Linked DNA regions of Homo sapiens: regions 2 and 3 are each linked to region 1. The links are chromatin contacts, found by Hi-C or POLR2A ChIA-PET in ENCODE. All regions are on one chromosome and are shown on one strand. The core of a region is the stretch at or near the end of the contact, and the rest is flanking DNA. Distances in the headings are between cores, read along the strand shown.

What was found. Hi-C counts contacts between places; a loop is a spot of excess contacts on that map. ChIA-PET counts read pairs that join two places held with the same protein, here RNA polymerase II (POLR2A). Pooled maps may share reads with other maps.
Region 2: a pooled map shows a loop between it and region 1 (4-fold over the local background). The contact joins the promoter of ZNF764 here to the promoter of ZNF267 in region 1. A Hi-C loop is called at or near these places in 4 of 50 pooled maps. POLR2A ChIA-PET finds 5 or more read pairs at or near these places in 2 of 52 experiments (GM12878 and activated T-cell).
Region 3: a loop to region 1 is called in a map of vagina, with 17 times the contacts of the local background. The contact joins the promoter of MYL11 here to the promoter of ZNF267 in region 1. A Hi-C loop is called at or near these places in 1 of 168 maps with a recorded cell type or tissue (vagina) and 5 of 50 pooled maps. POLR2A ChIA-PET finds 5 or more read pairs at or near these places in 1 of 52 experiments (CD8-positive, alpha-beta memory T cell).

The regions. Positions count from the first base shown.
Region 1 is chr16:31,872,475-31,875,174 of GRCh38, reverse strand. It overlaps ZNF267 (zinc finger protein 267), which reads right to left and starts at 1,368. Exons shown (of 4, transcript NM_003414.6): 1 at 1,206-1,368. The coding sequence starts at 1,208. RefSeq lists silencers at 1,087-1,166, 1,317-1,366 and an enhancer at 1,253-1,547.
Region 2 is chr16:30,556,954-30,559,653 of GRCh38, reverse strand. ZNF764 (zinc finger protein 764) reads left to right here and starts at 1,280. Exons shown (of 3, transcript NM_001172679.2): 1 at 1,280-1,667; 2 at 1,808-1,921. The coding sequence starts at 1,472. RefSeq lists enhancers at 1,151-1,290, 1,831-2,392.
Region 3 is chr16:30,373,510-30,376,209 of GRCh38, reverse strand. It overlaps MYL11 (myosin light chain 11), which reads right to left and starts at 1,408. Exons shown (of 7, transcript NM_013292.5): 1 at 1,350-1,408; 2 at 298-390; 3 at 1-65. The coding sequence starts at 1,352.

The DNA of each region.
Region 1 (2,700 bases), core at 119-2,618:
ATAGAGGGTGGCTATACAGGGCCCTGTAAAGTTTCCAAAGCAAAACCTCAAGTCAAAAGACATTCTTTCCGATAACGTGTCTGTGCCTGGGGAAGATGAATGAAAAAGAGGCACAGTTTTTTTTGCAGTGGAGTGTCAGGGATTTTTTATTCTCTGCTTTCCTCTCACGTGAAATGTATGCCAAAAAAACACAAATCTTTAAAAAAGTGTCATCCACTGCTCTGTGAAATCATGATTAATGAGTAAAATACTGTCTGAAATGTACAATAAATGACCAATAGTTAAGAATGTGAACTGGAGAGGGGAAGTTGGCCTTTGGAAATGTCGGGAAGGAACTGGAAATTTAATATTTTATTGCAAGCCCAGTTAGACTGGGGGAACACAGTGGTGGACTTGAGACTCTGCGTGCTACACGTTAGGAAAGCGCAGGGGGAAAACCAGTTCCCCTGGGCAGTGTTAAGATGATTAATGAGCAGGCGATTATACGGAAGTGGTTATAGTGCCCCAGGTTTCTAGGGAGAAAAACCAAAACCAAACTCAAATGCTTTTCTTGTAAATTACAACTTTAGGGGAAAACAAAATTCAGACTTAACGAACCACAAAGCTCCAATTCACCTCCACCTGCATAGTCTAAATAAGGCAACTACAAACTGTAACCCATCGGTTAATTTGGTCTGCTTCCTCATGCACCTTATAAAAACCTTTCCTTCAAGCCCCTCTGGGGATCTCCGAACCACAAACCAGGACTGCAGGCTTCCCATGTCACAAATCGCTATTTGCTCAAATTCTTCAACGTTTTAACAGTGACTCCCTTTAATTCTTAAGAGGAGTAGTGACTGAGGACCCCACAGGGCACGGTTTCTTCCCACACACCGAACCTGGGTCTCCCCTGAGACGCTCCCGTCCTCACCGCACAATCTGGGGGAGACGCGGGGCTGCGACGCGGAGCTGCCCAGAGAGGGCTCCGGCCAGGGACGAGGTCGCTCTGCGGGGTCGGGATGGGACAGGACACGCGGGGTCCCGGCTGCCGGCCTGGCCGCCATCTTGCAGCGGAGGGGACCGAGGGCCGAGCTGCACCAGTTGGGACTCGGGGCCCAGACCCCGAGGCTGACTGCGGGGAGGCCCGGGTGCCCCTACAGCGGGTTCCCGCCGCTTCCGACCACCGCCCTCCCTCCCTCTGGGGACCCCCGACCCCGCACACTCACCATTTCCCAGCTTCCGGGATGCCCTGGCGTCTTAGCTACGAATCTCCCAGTGCCTGCAAGTCGCAGAGCAACAGAGGTTCTGTTTATTCTCAGAACGCGAAGCCGCCTGGGCCTCCCAGAACGAAAGACTCGGAGCTGTGGCGAGGAGACCCGAGCTCTAACTGGAGCCGACGAAGGCCCCCGCCAAATCCCGGAAGCCGCCCCTGCTCTCCGGCTTCACTCCTGATTGGACGGTTTCCACTCCAGCGCCCCTGATTGGATAAAGCTCCATGCCCCGCCCCCTCATTATTAGTGCCTTTTTTTTTTTTTTTTTTGAAAGGGAGACTGGCTCATTGAGGTGGGGCCGCCTGCTGCGGGTATTACAGCTAATTAAGGGGTGAGCTGCGACTTGAAATACACTTGCTCTTTCCCTTACCTGGTTCTGCTTGTATAAGACATCTTATTAGCTAATTAAGTTTAAGAAGAAGTATATTTAGACACCTTTAAAGCAAGAAAGACCCTCATCCCGTCCCTTAGCACCTCTCTTACCGCACTGTACCCCACTGCTAACGCCACCGTGGGAGGGGGCCCCTCAGCTGGGAACAGAAGGCCGTACACTTCATTCACGTGTTTTCAATTAGGCCCTCGCATGATACATAGACTGAACCAGTGCAAAAGCATCTTATAGGGGCATGCAGGCTGGGGTCCCAGGAGGATGTTGCGGGCCGTGGTGGAACGTGGAAGAGGGGCTGGCCTATTCTTCTAATCTACAACTCTGCCCGCATCTCCTGGAGTCTGCATCACTGGTAACGGGGCCGCTGACTGTCCGTCTGTCTCTCCTTCTCAATCCCTTCAAGCTCAGGGAAGAAGGGTCCTTGGCAGCGACAGGGCTGGGAGCTCAGTTCCTCTGGGCCGTGCTGGCTCAGGCTCTGTGGCCACGGACTCCTCAGCCCTACCTCTGGTTTTTGCTTTTGTTTTGAGACAGGGTCTCACTCTATTGCCCAGGCTGGTGCAGTGGTGCAGTCATGGCTCACTGCAGCCTCCGGGGCTCAAGCAATCTTCCCACCTCAGCCTCCTGAGTAGCTGGGACTACAGGCACATGCCACCATGCCCGGCTGATTTTTGTATTTTTTGTAGAGATGAGGTTTCACCATGTTGCCCAGGCTGGTCTCCATCTCCTGAGCTCAAGCGATCCTCCCACCTTAGCCTCCCAAGTAACTGGGGCTACAGGTTAATAGTCAGTTCGCCAACTCCTGAGCTCAAGTATTCTGTCTGCTTTGACCTGCCAGAATGCCCTATTCCTGTTTTTCTGGAGTCTTGGAGCTAGTGGCGCTGCAGCACCTCGTAGTCTTCCGGCTGAGTAGATTCTCCTAGTCTTCTGGCTGAGTAGAAGGTGGGAGAGGAGGTGGGTGTCAAACTGGGCCAGGGCCCTCGGCCGCCATCTAGCTTGGTTAAACTCCCACTTGGGACAGATCAGGCTCTGTGCCTTATTCAGTGAGACGTGTGGAACAAATGC
Region 2 (2,700 bases), core at 31-2,530, 1.3 Mb after region 1:
AGGGATTGCTCACTCGGGGAGTCGGTTTTTGAGATGTGAGTCTTGCCGATGCTCCCAGCCGAATAAAACCCTTCCTTCAACTCGGTGTCTGAGGGGTTTTGTCTGTGGCTTGTCCTGCTACAACAGGACATGTATGAAGTCACGTGGAGCACAGAATAGACCATCAGAAAGTGAGAGAGAGGTCTGGGGGAGAGTTGGTGACATTTACTAGATAAAGACCCTAGGGGAAGCAGATTGGGGCAAGAAAGGGATGAGTTGGATTTGAGTAGAGGAGCCTTGGGCCATCTGTCCAGGGGCAGGATGTGAGGGGAGGTGAGAGCCCGGCTGCAGCTACAGGGAGACTGGCAATTGGGAGGCGTCCTGAGCAGCACATGGGAGAAGCTCCTAGAAGAGAGGACCCTCTGACTTTCTCAACCTTACCCTACTCTCCCCACTGCCTCCGCCATCTAGAAACTTCCAGAATTTCAGGCCCCAACAAGCCTACGATGGAGGAGGTTCTCCTGTATCCACTCCTTTTTCTTTCTTTCTTTCTTTTTTATTTTTGAGACAGAGTTTCGCTCTGTCGCCCAGGCTGGAGTGCGGTGAGGCAATCTCGGCTCACTGCAAACTCCGCCTCGCGCGTTCAAGCGATACTCCTGCCTCAGCCTCCCCAGTAGCTGGGATTACAGGTGCACGCCACCACACCTGGCTGTTTTTTTGTGTGTTTTTAGTGGAGACGGGGTTTCACCATGTTGGTGAGGCTGGTCTCGAACTTCTGACCTCAGTTGTTCCGCTGGCCTCGGCCTCCCAAACTGCTGATTACAAGCGTGAGCCACTGCGCCACGCCCACTCCATTGGTTTTTTTACACTCAACATTGGGAAGAGACTGCTGTTGCCCTGTTTCTGAGATAACAAGGACAAAACGAGAGAGTGATGAGCTGGAGCCCGATTATAAAACGGTCCACAAACGAAAACTAATGCCTGAGTTCAGTAAGGCCGGGAGGCCAGCTCACTCCCGCGAGGCGCTCTTTTGTTCGTGCAAACCGGGGCGGAGCTCTCTGCTGCACCGCCTCGCCGGGCCGGGGCGGAGCTCTCTGCTGCACCGCCTCGCCGGGCCGGGGACTAAACATGCGCGGCTAGTTTTCAAGGCCGGCCTCTGTATTAGTCACCGCGGCCATTTTGGATGAGGGTACGGAGAGAACGCGGACTGGAGATACCGGGGGCGTTGTCTTGGGCACGACTGCGTAGGGGCAAAGGTCGAGTACCCGCGCCGCCGCCATTTTTTATGAGGGCATATTCCATTTCTGATTATACACCCGCTGCCATCGGCACCGTTAGTTTCCACGCCCTCTAGTGCGCCCTCGGGGGCCCTAGTAACCTCCCTCCTTCCCTTGGGCCCGGGCCGGGGAGGCTTTCTCGGGCGCAGGAGGTTCCGCAGGCCCAGGCCAGGCCAGGGGAGGCAGCCGATCCGTCGTCGGGGTTGACAGTTACCATGGCGCCGCCTCTGGCCCCGCTCCCTCCCCGGGACCCAAACGGGGCCGGACCCGAGTGGAGGGAGCCGGGGGCTGTGAGCTTCGCGGACGTGGCCGTGTACTTCTGCCGGGAGGAGTGGGGCTGCTTGCGGCCAGCGCAGAGGGCCCTGTACCGGGACGTGATGCGGGAGACCTACGGCCACCTGAGCGCTCTCGGTGAGAGCCCCACCTGCTCGCCTGAGCCCTGCGCCCCCACAGGCCCTGCCGCGCCTCTGGGAGCTGCGCGTGAAGTTGGGGGCCCCGGGGCCGGGCAGGTGGCCTCCCCGCAGCGTGGGGTTTGCGTTCTTCTTCCCTAGGAATCGGAGGCAACAAGCCAGCTCTCATCTCCTGGGTGGAGGAGGAGGCCGAACTGTGGGGTCCGGCTGCCCAGGATCCGGAGGTGGCGAAATGTCAGACACAAACGGACCCAGGTGGAGTATCGGGTGCTCAGTCCCATGGGGACTTCTCTGTTCCTGTCCCATCCCGGTACCCTCTGCCACCTCCAGCTACCTGCTTAGCAGTTTCCTCTCTGAACTGCCTTCTCAACTGCGACGACGAGGCTGAGCCCCTGCGTGGCTCCCAGATGCAGCCTAGAAAGGAGCTGTGATGGGGGCTCTGGCCCTGCCATACCCGCCTCTGAGTCCTCACCTCTGCGTGGTCACTACACTCTGGGGGCTTTTTTTGGTGTTTTTGTTTTAGAGACAGGGTCTCGCTTTGTTGTCTAGGCTGAGTGCAGTGGCGGCATCATAGCTCACTGTAGCCTGGAACTCCCGGGCTTAAGCAGTCCTTCCACCTGGGCCTCCAGAGTAGCTAAGACTGTACAGGTGCTCGCCACGAAGCCTGGGTAATTTTTTTTTTTAGACAGAGTTTTACTCCGTTGCCCAGGCTGGAGTGCAGTGGTGCCATCTCAGTTCACTGCAACCTCCCACTCCCAGGTTCAAGTAATTCTCCTGTATCAACCTCCCAAGTAGCTGGGATTACAGGCGCCCGCCACCAAGCCTGCTTAATTTTTTTTTTTTTTTTTGAGACAGAGTCTTCCTCTGTCGCGCAGGCTGGAGTGCAGTGGCGCCATCTCGGCTCAGTGCAAGCTCCGCCTCCCTGGTTGACGCCATTCTCCCGCCTCAGCCTCCCCAGTAGCTGGGACTACAGGCGCCCGCCACCACGCCCGGCTAATTTTGTTTTTGTGTTTTTAGTAGAGATGGGGTTTCAC
Region 3 (2,700 bases), core at 159-2,658, 1.5 Mb after region 1:
AAGGTGTCCCGAAGGTCCTCCTTGTCTATAATACCATCACGGTTCTGGTCGATCACAGTGAAGGCCTGGGGAGGGCCGTGGTGGGGAGGGTTAGGTCCCCCATGGCCCAGCCTCAGCATCCCTACCCCAGGAGGATCAGATGCTGGCTCTCAGCCAACTGTCCTCTTCCACCCCAAGCAGAGAGGGGAGGAAGGAATTCTAAACCTTTCCCCTCCTTCAAGCAGGTGCACATTCCAGGGAGAGGGCCAGCAGGGCTGCTTTTGGTCAGCCTTCCAGTTTCCCCGTCCCCTCACCCACCTCTTTGAACTCCTGGATCTGAGTCTGGTCGAACATGGAGAAGACGCTGGAGCTTCCGCCCTCTACTGTCCTTCTCTTGGCCCTCTTGGGTGCCTGGAGGGTGAGGGTTGAACAAAGGGGCCCATGGACCAGTCCCTCCACCTCTCTGGGGGCAATGGATTAAGAGTCAGAATTCTTCGAGTCCCTGTTCCTAAAGCAGCCCTTTGGCCTGAGTCTCCCCTTCCTTGGGACCTCTTTGCTGAGGGGGCTTGCTTTGATTGCATTCCCCAAATTCCCGTCTGTGGCTCCTGGGTCTCCAACTCTCCATCCCCCACAATGGGTGGAAGCTTCCTTATCTTCTCAGTGTCCTGAGCCTAGCTCCTCTGAGCCTCAGACTTGCTGTGTGACCCCAGCCACTCATTTGCCCTGTTTGAGCCTCTACTTTTCTTTTCTTTTTTTTTTTTTTTTTGAGACAGAGTCTTGCTCTGTCACCCAGGCTGGAGTGCGGTGCTGCGATCTCGGCTTACCGCAACCTCTGCCTCCCGGGTTCAAGCGATTCTTATGCCCCAGCCTCCGTAGTAGCTGGGATTACAGGCATGCACCACCACGCCCAGTTAATTTTTGTATTTTTAGTAGAGACGGGGTTTCGCCTGTTGGCCAGGCTGGTCTCGAACTCCTGGCTTCAAGTGATCCAACCACCTTGGCCTCCCAAAGTGCTGGGATTACAGGCGTGAACCACAGCACCTGGCCTGAGCCTCTACTTTCTCATTTGTAAAATGGGATGGGAGTTATTGCCTGGCTGGTGCCAGAGGGCCTTAGGAAGATGGAGTACAGGAATGAATGGATCAGGCTTTGAGAGGGACTGGGCCCCTGTGAGTTGAATGTCTGGGCGGATTATCATTGATTGGATCCTTTAGGCCATCACACAGTCTGTTTTCCATCAGTGATGCCGAGAAAGAGATGAGCATCCTTTTAACTTTTTGTTGGACTGGGAACCAGCTACTTTCTTTCAAAGGGTGAGGCTGCCCTGAGGTCTAAGGGATCTGGGCAGGGGTTGGAGGATTCTCACTCACCATGTCTTCAGTCTCCGGGGGGCAAGGCAGCGGCTCCGGCTGGAAAGAAGCAAGGAGTCAGCATGGGGCAGTCCCTCTGGGGTTATATAGTCCTGCCCCAGGGAGCCCTTAACATACCAAGGTAACCTTAGCCCTGCGGGTGCCCACCCCAGATACCAAAATAGCCCAACTCAGGGCCTCTCCTTTCTTGGAGGGCTGGCAGCAGCTGGAGCCCAGCGGGGAGGAAGGGGGGAGCATGTCTTGCGATGCATGTCTCACTAGGGCCTGGGCAAGAAGAGATGTTCTTTCTCCCAAAGAGGGGCTGGAATGTGCCAGAGTTTAGAGGGGACGCAACCCAAGGCATCATTCTGGGAGATAAATGAACCAGATCCTGTACCCCTGAGTGGGGTGGGCTCAGATTTAAACCCAGTAAACGTCTGGGTGCAGTGGTTCACACCTGTAATCCCAGCACTTTGGGAAGCTGAGGCAGGAGGATTGCTTGAGGCCAGGAGTTCAGGACCAGCCTGGGCAACATAGTGAGACCCCTGTCTCCCTTTTTTTTTTTTTTAGACAGTCTCGCTCTGTCTCCCAGGCTAGAGTGCCAGTAGTGTGATCTCGGTTCACTGCAACCTCCACCTCCCCTGTTCAAGTGATTCTCCTATCTTGGCCTCCCGAGTAGCTGGGATTATAGGTGTGCCACGAAGCCAGGCTAATTTTTTTTTTCTGTATTTTTAGTAGAGACAGGGTTTCACCGTGTCGGCCAGAGTGGTCTCAATCTTCTGACCTGGTGATCCATCCACCTAGGCCTCCCAAAGTGCTGGGATTACAGGTGTGAGCCACTGCGCCTGGCCCCCGTCTCTATTTTAAATTAATAAAATAAACCCAGTAAACATGTATTGAACACACACAGTGTGCCACGTGCTAGGCTGGGCTTTGTGGATGTACTTTGGCAGACACAATCCCTCCACCCCCACATGGTGGAGTTCATAGTCAAGTGTGTGTAAGTGTGAGGGTGGTGAGAAAGAGCCATCTGTGGAAGCTGAGGGATCAGGTGGGTCTCCTACCTCCCTTCAAGGAGAGGGGAATTTTTTTTTCTTTTCTTTCTTTTTTTTTTTTTTTGAGATGGAGTCTTGCTCTTGTCACCCAGGTGGGAGTGCAATGGTGCGATCTCGGCTTACTGCAACCTCCGCCTTCTGGGTTCAAGCGATACTTCTGCCTCAGCCTCCTGAGTAGCTGGGATTCCAGGCACCCGCCACCATGCCCAGCTACTTTTTTTTTTTTTTTTTGAGATGAAGTCTCGTTTTGTTATCCGGGCTGGAGTGCAGTGGCGTGATCTTGGCTCACTGTAACCTCCGCCTCCCGGGTTCAAGTG